Linked DNA regions of Homo sapiens: region 1 is linked to region 2. Evidence: chromatin loops called from intact Hi-C (ENCODE). Cell type or tissue: Calu3. All regions are shown on one strand. Each heading gives the region's core, and the rest is flanking DNA. Links, peaks and the distances in the headings are about the cores only.

Region 1 (5,382 bases), core at 327-5,326, 54 kb before region 2:
GGTCTAGCCCCTCCAAGAGACCTCGAAATGCAGTGTGACCAGCTCCTGTGTGTTTCCTGGATGAGGCTTTTAAAAATAATTTTGTTGGGTGTTCCCTGTGAGACCACTGCATGTTGCAGTGGGTCAATCTCCCAGACATTCCCACTGGGCCCCCAGTCACCAAGGAGTGCCTTTCAGTTGTGAGGAGCAAAATGTCCTTTCTTTTTGGGACACGCATGACAATTGAAACTCCACAATGAAAACAGAACACTCCAAAAAGGGTTAGTGGCCCCTCTGTTCTGAGTTCTTTAAGGGGTTCAAGTCATTAGAAACCTTCTCTCTATATGTTTTTGGTACTGAAAATGGTAAAAGGGGAAGGAGAAATAGGGTGGAAGAAAAGTAAACAAAAGAACTATTTTTTTTTTAAAGAAAGGAAACAAACACAGAAATCAAGTGCATTTTTGTTAGTTTTTTACAGCTGCAAGGAATTTTAGCCAATTCAGGGACCTTGTTCCCCATAATTTGGAATTCTCATTCAGATTTGACCAAGTCACGCAGGGTTGGTCAAATCCAATGGGAGAAAGGCCAGACCAACAACAACAAAAATCCCGACAATATGATTACTGAGCACTCTAATGGTTAGGAGAAATTAAGACCAACTGGTTGTCCATTTTAACTTTTAGTCATGAAGGAGAATTTCCAAGACCAAAAAAAAACCAATTTAGCTACTTACCTAGGCATGGGCCCCAACTAAAGACCGTTCTCTACTATCTTTGAAGCAGGAAAGAAAAAAAACTCAAACTCCCCTCCCTGTTGGAAATTAGCTGAAACTCCAGAGAGGAGTTCTCTATTCTCTATCATCATGGAAGCAGGAAAACTTGCCTTCCTGTTGGAAGCAAATAAAAACTCCAGAAAATGAATTGTACAGCAAAATAAACTGTAGATCTTGACCAAATTTGGGGAGATGATGGATTCTCTGGAAGTGGTGGGGGGAGCTCCCAGACCTCTGCAAATTGTCCTATTGGTTTGAGACTTAAAGATAGCTCAAGCTGGTACCAAACAACAATAGGAGATTTGTCAAAAGTCAGTGGAAGCTCCACTCAGACTTCCTTAATGGTTATCCATTTGTAAACCAAAAGTGTCTGAGACATGTCTCAATCAATTTAGAAAGTTTATTTTGCCCAGGTTAAAGATGTGCCCCTGATAGCCTCAGAATGTCTGATGACATGTGCCCAAGGTGGTCAAGGTACAGCTTACTTTTATACCTTTTAGGGAGACATAATACATCAATCAATACCTAAAAGATGTACATTGGTTCAATCTGGAAAGGTGGGCCAATTTGAAGTGGGGACTTCCAGGTTATAGGTCGATTTCTCTGATTGACAATTGGTTGAGTTATTATCTAAAGACCTGGAATCAGTAGAAAGGAATGTCTGGGTTATGATGATAAAGGGGTTGTGAAGACCAAAGTTTTATCACACAAAAGAAGCCTCCAGGTAGCAGCCTTCAGAGATAATAGATTGTAAATGCTTTAAAATCAGACTTAAAGGCTGTGTTGTTGTTAATACTGACTGGCTTTTCCTGAATTCCAAAAGGCAGGAAGGTCTGATGTCCCCTTCACATAATGACCTGAACTAGTGAACTAGTTATTTTGTTTTTGTTTTTGAGACAGGGTCTCACTGTGTCACTCAGGCTGGTTAGTGCAGTGGTGCAATCTTGTCTAACTGCAACCTTTAGGCTCAAGTGATTCTCCCACTTCAGCCTCCTGAGTTGGGACTACAGGCATTCACCACCCCTTCCTGCTAACTTTTGTATTTTTTGTAGAGACAGGGTTTCACCATGTTGCCCAGGCTGGTCTCAAACTCCTGAGCTCAAGCAGACTGCATGACATGGCCTCCCAAAGCACTGGGATTACAGGTGTGAGCCATTGTACCCAGCCCATGAACTAGTTTTTCAGGTTAACTTTGGAATGCTCTTGGCTGAGAGGAGGGGTCCATTCAGGTGGTTGGAGTGCTTAGAATTTTGTTTTTGGCTTATATTTTTAAAATAAGCATGGTTGGGATACTCAATGACATAAGGACTATGCTTATTCTAAAAATTATAAAAATATTACACAAAAATAGCAATAAAATATTAAAGAAGTTACAGGTTGAATATATAATATAAAATAGTTTGAATATGATAAAGAATCAAATCAAATTGAAATATGGGAAGCAAAAATATCATTAAAATAAAAAATCAATGGGTAGGGTAAACTATAAATGCAGCAGGACGAGCCACAGACAAAACCTCTCAGACACCGAGTTGTAGAAGGAAGGGCTTTATTCAGCTGGGAGCATTGGCAAGCTACTGCCTTAAAATCCAAGCTCCCCGAATGCACAATTTCTGTCCCCTTTAAGGGCTCACAACACTAAAGATTTCACAGAAAGGGTCATGATTGATTTGAGCAAGCAGGGGGTACGTGACAGGGGCTGCATGCACCAGTGGTCAGAGTGAAACAGAACAGGGCAGGGAGTTTCACAATGTTCTTCTATACAATGTCTGGAATCTATGAATAACATCGGTTTCTAAGTTATGAGTTGATTTTTAACTACTGGGGTTAGGCCAGGCAGGCCCAGGCCTGGTTTTGGGCCTGGCGCCAGGCTGCCTGTCTTTGGTTTTACTTCCTTGTTTTTTTCTTAAAACAGGTACTGAGTATAAAACAATATGAGAGGGTCTCTCTCTTCCCTCAGAAACAGAACACCACTGAACACATATATTACTGACTTTGAAGATAGCATTCAACACTTCATCTGCTAAGCAGAAAAGAAAAAAATAGGCAAAATACAAGCAGTTAAGATACCCATAAGGTCTATTCAGACCTTTTAACTTAAACTTCAATAACTATTATCTAGAAATATTTGTTTTAGAATATAAAGAATGCAGGCAATGGCAGGGAAGGAAGATTTGATAAGATATTAGCTGAGAATTTTCTAACATTGAAGAAAGACATATTAAAATTAACACTGCACTTTGAGTACCAACCAGGGTAATAATAATAATAATAATAAAATGATAGCATAATAGATCCATAGCTAGATATATAATACAAAAATTTCAGGAAAACGACAATTTAAAAAAGTCTTAAAGGTTACAAGAAAGAAAATTCTGTTTATCTAAACATGAATGACAATTTCACAAATAGTATATATCTCATTATCAACAAGAAAGGCCAGGGAAAATGGGATAATAGCTTCAAAGTGGCAAGAAGAGAATTCCACACCAGTGAAATTTAATTTAAAAAGTAAGGGAATATAGGATGCTTTTAGAAATAAAAAGACTAAATGAACTTGTTGCAAACCTTTACAACATTGACTTCATTTGTAAGAAAGATTCTAAATGAATGCCATTTTTTCCTTCCTGTGAGTGAATTTCAATAAGGAGTTTACAAGAAGGTTTGCTAGTACTCAAAACTTTCCTTGGGCTCCTCAAAATTTTTTTCCTTCCCAGGGGTAATTACCCCAAGTTGTCCAGTCTGTTCTCAGGACCTATGCCTTGGTGTGGTTGGTTCAGTGGGGAAAGGATCCCTGACTGAGTTACCCCCACCTCAGGTGCAGAATTTAGACATTTCTCTCACTAACCAGATTCTTTTCTGTTTACATTCATGCCTCTTTTTCTGTCTGTTTGTTGTCTTTAAATTTTCATTTTTCAGAATTGTTTCTATGCCTCCCTTCTCTTACTCAATATTTTGTCTTAACATGTGAACCTTGGAATCACCTGGAGCACTTGTTAAAATGTATCTTACTACATCTAGCCAAACATATATTAAATTAGCATGAGGAAGAATGAAACTTATAAATCTGCTTTTTTAGCAATCAATGAAGATAATTCTAATTTATACTAGAGTTTGAGAGGTGCTACTTTTATAAACTTTTAGCATTCTCATGTATAGCTCTGCTTTTGACTAATAACAATTCATTGAGTCATAAAATTTATATCAAAATCAAACCTTTGTTTTCAGTTCCATATGAATATATTCACATGCTAATTGGTCATTTCAATATAAATGTCCGATTGACCTAAAGTTAGTGCATCCAAATTTGAATCCATTTCCTTAGCCCTTTATTTATTGTTGTTGCTGAGCAAAATCTGAGTCACTTTAAAGTTTTCTCTTTCCACATACATTTGTTTCCACATTTTCTGTCATTCCCAAGGCCATCTATCCTGAGCTAGAGCCATTGCTTACTAGCCTCTACACATGTCCTGTTCTGTCACATTTTTGTACTTTTGCACACTGTGTTATTATAAGAAAAAAAAAAAACATACTTTGTTTCTGCCCCTGGTTCCTGACATGCAACTCCTAAAACCATTGGAATCTCTTAAGTGATAAGAGTGCTTTTGGTATGCTAATGAGATGACAGGTGGCTGGGGCCCCCTAAGTAGCTTTAGGATGTGGGCTTGTCACCAGAAAGACCAGGGCATGATTAAAGGGTTGAGACTTTCAACCCCATCCCCCAAACTCCAGGGAGGGAAGAGGGGCTGAAGGTTGATCACCAATGGCCAATGATGTAATCAGCCAGGCATACATAATGAAGCTTCTATAAAAACACAAAAAGACAGCATTCAAAAAACTTCCAGGTTACTGACGGCATGGAGATTCTTGGAGGGTAGTGTACCTGGAGACAGCATGGAAGTGCCATGCCCCTTCCCACTAAACTCTATACATTGCCCTCTGTATCTTTTCCTTCTGTCTGTTCATTTATTTCCTTTGTAATATCCTTTATAACAAACTGGTAAATACATGTTTCCCTGAGTTCTGTGAGTCTAGCAAATCAATAGGATCTGAGGAGGCTGTTATGAGAACGCCAACATACAGCCAATCAGTCAGAAGCACAAGTCACAACCTGGGGCTATCGATTAGCATCTAAAGTTGGGGGGTGCCATCTTGTGGGAGTGAGCCAATAACCTGTGGGACTGACTCTAAGCCCAAGTAGATAGTGTCTTAATTGAGTTAAATTAGAGGACAACCAGTTTTGTCTGCTGAGAATTGCTAGGTATGTGGGGAAAAATCACCACCAGAGAAATCTGGTGTCAGAAGCGTTGTGTAGTGTGATGTGTGAGAGTAGGAAAAGCACTTTGTTGTTGTTTTTTCCTGTTTCTTAGTACGCATGATCCTCCTCCCAGTCTCAGATGTCTTAGGCTTCTTCTATACTTGAATATTCCAATTCCGTTAATTTCCTGGTAAAATATAACCTCCTCCTTGAGGCCTTTTCTTTCTCCTCAGCCAGGTCCCCACCCCTATATTTCCATACCAAAACCAGTTACAACACTTTCCATGGTCTTAAAACTACTTGTTTACATCTTTCTTCCCTATCAGTCAGGGAGCCCTTGTAGGAAAGATCTAGCAATCAGGGTTCATTTGTC
Region 2 (5,382 bases), core at 179-5,178:
ATTTAAAATGCAATCATAACCACATTTGTGGATACTTAATAGTCAATTTACAGTAATAATTGAAAGCACAAAGAACAAGTTTTTGCTTAATTACTATGTGACAGACTGTATTTTGTACTTTCGTGTATATGTGATACTGTAGTGCTTTTGACCAGTATGCTGCATTAAAATACAAATAAAACTTTATTTCAGATGTTACTTGTTATATAGGGTCTGCAACTGCTAAGTGTCATTTGGCCAAAAAATAAATATAGAGTGACTGGATGAAACCTCCCTGAGGACAAACATTAAAAGATTGCCATTCTCAAAGATTTAAATATGGGACACCTACATCCTACAAAGTGATGTAAAATATTATGGTATTGAGTGGTATGAGGGTAATGTATGCAGCTGCAATAAAGAGAAAAATTTAGATATATTTACCCTCTTACACTGTATCTGATAGTACCATCAAGCAATATCACATGTTTTACGGTACAACCTGAGGCTACTACTTTTTAAGATTCTACAAAATAATCTCTGTCTCTCTCTCTCTTTCTGTCATTATACCGTAGTATTCTTGGGGAGAACAGAGTTGCTTAAAGGCATCTTAACTTCTAACCTTTTGGGATATTTCTTTTACTCAACAGACTATATCTCATAACATAATAGCTAGAAATAATCTAGTCTAAAATATTTACTATAGCAGCATCAAAGAAGTAATCCAATTCAAATACAGAAAGAGACAAAAGAAAAATTATTTACTTTAAAAGTGTATTTTTTTTTTCAATAAAAAGGGGGGAACCTCAGATTTACCTCAATGTTTCCTTTGGTGCAAATACCATATTGAAGACTAATATTATTTCAGCCATGGCATAAAAATGTTTTAACCACAAGTGTTAGACTTCATAACTTCACATTCAAATTGGATTTCATTTTGTAGTTCACATTTTTATGAATTTGGAGGGAAATTAAGTTAAAATATGTAATAATTGAACGTCAATTATATGTTCGACTTCATGCATGAGAATTGAGAGGAAGGGAGAGGATGTATCTTATTTAGCTTTTTGTTTATAATATCTAGCACAGTTCCTTGTACATAGTAGTAATCAATATATTTTTGCTGAAAGATAAATGAAAGAATGAAAGAACATTGTATTAGTCATCTATTATTGTGTAACGAATGATCTAAAAACTTAATGTCTGAAATGTTTATTATCTCATTTTCTGTGGATGAGGAATACTGGCTTATCTGAGTCCTCTGGTTCAGGGTCTCTCACAAGCTTGAAATCAAGTTGTTGGTATAGGATGAGGGTCTCCTCTGAAGGCTCAGCTGGGAAAGGATCCACTTGCAAATTTATATGGTTGTCAGAAAAATGCAGTTTCTTAGGGCCTGTTGAGCTGAGGGCCTGGATTCCTAACTGGCTTTAGCTGGAACCACTATCACTTCTTTGCCACGTGAGCCTCTATGACTTGGCAGCTTGATTTATAAAAGTGTGAGATTTGGGAAGGCAATAAAGAGAGTTTACTAGCGAGACAGAAAGTCACAATCTTTTGTAACTTAACTACAGAAGTGACATCCCTTCACCATAGCCATATTATATTGTTAAAAGCATGCCAGTAGATCCAGTCCACATTGAGGGAAAGGATTTAAACAGGCTGTGAATACTGCAATTTCTCCTTATTGCAGTAAGGTCCTCTGAACGGGCTATACCATGGTTGAGCCACTGTGACCCCTGTGACCCACACATACAGGCCTCCTGGAGTCACAAAGCCTGGAGCAACAGGAGAACCACTAAAGAAGAAACAGCTAGTTCCTGCCTTAACCGATTAACCGACGTTGCAACATTCCACCATTGTGATACGTTCCTGCCCTACCCTAACTAATCAATCAACCTTGTGATATCGTGCCTTGTGACCTCCCCCCACCTTGTGACTATGCACCTTGTGACATTCTTCTCCTGCCCGAAAAAACTGCCCCTAACTGTAACTTTCTACTACCTACCCCAAACCTATAAAACCAGTTCCACTCCCACCACACTCTGCTGACTCCTTTCTTGGACTCAGCCCACTTGCACCCAAGTGAATAAGCAGCTTTGTTGCTCACACTAAGCCTGCTCAGGTGGTCTCTTCACACGGATGTGCTTAACAAATACCAGTAGTTAGAAATCACTGGGGACCAATGATTTGTTATGGTCCCCAATAACAAATATATATTAAACACAGAAGAAAATTCTTACCATGCAGAAATCCTTCCAATTCAAAATGAGTCAAAAAATTTAAAATAGAAATGAACAAATATTTACTATAAAGTACAAATTATGTGATAAGTGAGGAATAAGCTCTGTTTTTTTTTAGACGAAGTTTCGCTCCTGTTGCCCAAGCTGGAGTGCGATGGCGTGATCTCGGCTCACTGCAACCTCTGCCTCCCAGGTTCAAGTGATTCTCCTGCCTCAGCTTCCCGAGTAGCTGGGATTATAGGCGTGTGCCACCATGCCCAGCTAATTTTTTGTATTTTTAGTAGAAAAGTGGTTTCACCATGTTAGCCAGGCTAGTCTCAAATTCCTGACCTCAGGTGATCTGCCCGCCCCAGCCCCGCAAAGTGCTGGGATTACAGGCGTGAGTCACTGTGCCCAGCCCTGATTTTTTTTATCCTGCCCAAATTCCTACCTAAGGGGTCAGGGGAGTCACGTCCTATAAACCATAATTTCTCATCAGATGGGTTTCATTTAACCCTGTATATCGTGACTTATTTTCCAATCTGACTCTGGCATAACAAGGAAGAAAAAATATTTTGCCACAAAGCATGTTTCTCTGCCATATCTTGAAATGGCCCTGCAAATCTATCCCTTGTGGGAAAAATCCACATTCTATAGAAATTCTCTTTTCCTTTTGTTTTCCTTTTTTCCTTTCCAGATCCAGGAGATAATCAACTAAGAGCCAGGCACTCTTTTAGGTCCAATAAGAAACATTTTACAACCTGCTCTCCCTGAAGTCTGCCATCTGAGAGCTTCCTCTCCGCAACAAAACTTGGTCTCCACAATCTTTTATCTTAACTTGAACATTTACTTTCTATTGATCTCAGGTCTTCAGATAAACTCAACCAATTGTCAACCAGAAAATGTTTAAATTTCCAAATTTCCTTATAGCCTGGAAGGTCCCTGCTTTCAGTCTTTCTGAACCAAACCAATACATTTCTTTTTTTTTTTTTTTTTTTTTTTTTTTCAGACGGAGTCTCGCTCTGTTGCCCAGGCTGGAGTGCAGTGGCACCATCTTGGCTCACTGCAAGCTCCGCCTCCCGGGTTCACGCCATTCTCCTGCCTCAGCCTCCCGAGAAGCTGGGACTACAGGCGCCCACCACCACGCCCGGCTAATTTTTTTTGTATTTTTAGTAAAGACAGGGTTTCACCGTGTTAGCCAAGATGGTCTTGATCTCCTGACCTCGTGATCCGCCCGCCTTGGCCTCCCAAAGTGCTGGGATTACAGGCGTGAGCCACCGCGCCCGGCCAGAGCAAGTTTTATTGTGCGACAGAGCAGTTTCCAGGGGAGAGGGGAACTGAGGGGGCGGCCCCCTACCTGAAGCTAGGTAGCTCCCCCATCAAGTGTGGCTGAGTCCAGCGCTTTTATAGACCCAGAATTGGGGTGGTGTGGGCCACAAGTAGCACTGGAAAAGGCAACATTCAATTGTTTAACTTGAATTTAAACACTTATTCAGAAAGAACCAATCAGGAAAGAGCAGGCAAATAGGAATAGAAATTTTCACTCCAGGTCACAGGCTTCACCTGGTACCAGCAACCCAGTTTTCAGGCATCAGGCTGTTTTTGGTTTGAAGGTGAGGTTTCACTGGGGACCCGATCCTGTCTGCCTAAGATTTGTCTGTCACCTGCCTCTATCACAAAGATGTGTTCTGGGTTTTCCTAAGATAATGGTGGTTAGCTAAATCTTAGTTTACAAGATTTCTGCAAACCCTATGAAAAGTCATACAGATCAACAAAGATAACAAATATAACCACAAATAACCCACACGTTCATCATAACAAGAAGGCAGAGGATACTACGTATTTTATATTACCTGGAAGTGAGAGGTGACAGCGTGCTGGCAAGTCCTCGCAGTCCTCGCTCGCTCTGGGCGCCTCCTCTGCCTGGGCGCCCACTCCGGCGGCACTTGAGGAGCCCTTCAGCCCGCCGCTGCACTGTGGGAGTCCCTTCCTGGGCTGGCCGAGGCCGGAGCCGGCTCCCTCAGCTTGCTGGGAGGTGAGGAGGGAGAGGCGCGGGCGGGAACTGGGGCTGCGCCCGGCGCTTGCGAGCCAGCGGGAGTTCCCGGTGGGGCGTGGGCTCGGAGGGCCCCGCACTGGGAGCTGCCGGCCAGCCCCGCCGATCCCGGGCAGTGAGGGGCTTAGCACCTGGGCCAGCAGCTGCTGTGCTCGATTTCTCGCCAGGCCTTAGCTGCCTCCCCGCCGGGCAGGGATCAGGACCTGCAGCCCGCCATGCCTGAGCCTTACCGCCCCGCCCCGCCCCCCCCCCCCCCCCCGCGCTCCCCCCGCTCCCCCGGCTCCCCCCGCTCCTGCATGGCACGAGCCTCCCCGAGGAGCGCCGCCCCCTGCTCCATGGCGCCCGGTCCCATCCACTGCCCAAGGACAGAGGAGTGAGGGCGCACCGCGCGGGACTGGTAGGCAGCTCTACCTGCGGCCCGGTGCAGGACCCACTGGGTGAAGCCAGCTGGGCTCCTGAGTCTGGTGGGGACTTGGAGACCCTTTGTGTATAGCTAAGGGATTGTGAATACACCAATCAGCACTCTGTATCTAGCTCAAGGTTTGTAAACACACCAATCAGCACCCTGTGTCTAGCTCAGGGTTTGTGAATGCACCAATCAGCACTCTGTATCTAGTTAATCTGGTGGGGACTGGGAGAATCTTTATGTCTAGCTAAAGGATTGTGAATGCACCAATTGGCACTCTGTATCTAGCTTAAGGTTTGTAAATGAACCAATCAGCACTCTGTGTCTAGCTCAGGGTTTGTAAATACACCAAGTGACACTCTGTATCTAGCTAATCTAGTGCGGACATAGAGAACTTTTGTGTCTAGCTCAGGGATTGTAAATGCACCAATCAGCATCCTGTCAAAACGGACCAAACAGCTCTCTGTAAAACAGACCAATCGGCTCTCTGTAAAATGGACCAATCAGCAGGATGTGGGTGGGGCCAAATAAGAGAATAAAAGCAGGCTGCCTGAGCTAGCACTGGCAACATGCTTTGGTCCCGTTCCACAGTGTGGAAGCTTTGTTCTTTCACTCTTTGCAATAAATCTTGCTGTTGCTTGCTCTTTGGGTCCACACTGCCTTTATGAGCTGTAACACTCACCGTGAAGGTCTGCAGCTTTACTCCTGAAGCCAGCGAAACCACG

What was found. Peaks named below come from ENCODE experiments on the same cell type or tissue, not always from the same donor. Only the 100,000 strongest peaks of a DNase experiment are listed, where the experiment ranks them.
Region 1: a loop joins it to region 2, with 8 times the contacts of the local background. A loop is called at or near these places in 3 of 110 quality-filtered maps.

What each region holds. Positions count from the first base shown.
Region 1 is chrX:35,440,712-35,446,093 of GRCh38, forward strand. No RefSeq gene overlaps it. Among named protein-coding and RNA genes, the nearest start is that of MAGEB16, 350 kb to the right of the region's middle. RefSeq lists an enhancer at 2,527-2,726. In Calu3, for the core only: no CTCF peak of the experiment used is centred there; a DNase peak (open chromatin) is centred at 2,620.
Region 2 is chrX:35,495,035-35,500,416 of GRCh38, forward strand. No RefSeq gene overlaps it. Among named protein-coding and RNA genes, the nearest start is that of MAGEB16, 300 kb to the right of the region's middle. In Calu3, for the core only: no CTCF peak of the experiment used is centred there; DNase peaks (open chromatin) are centred at 1,957 and 2,587.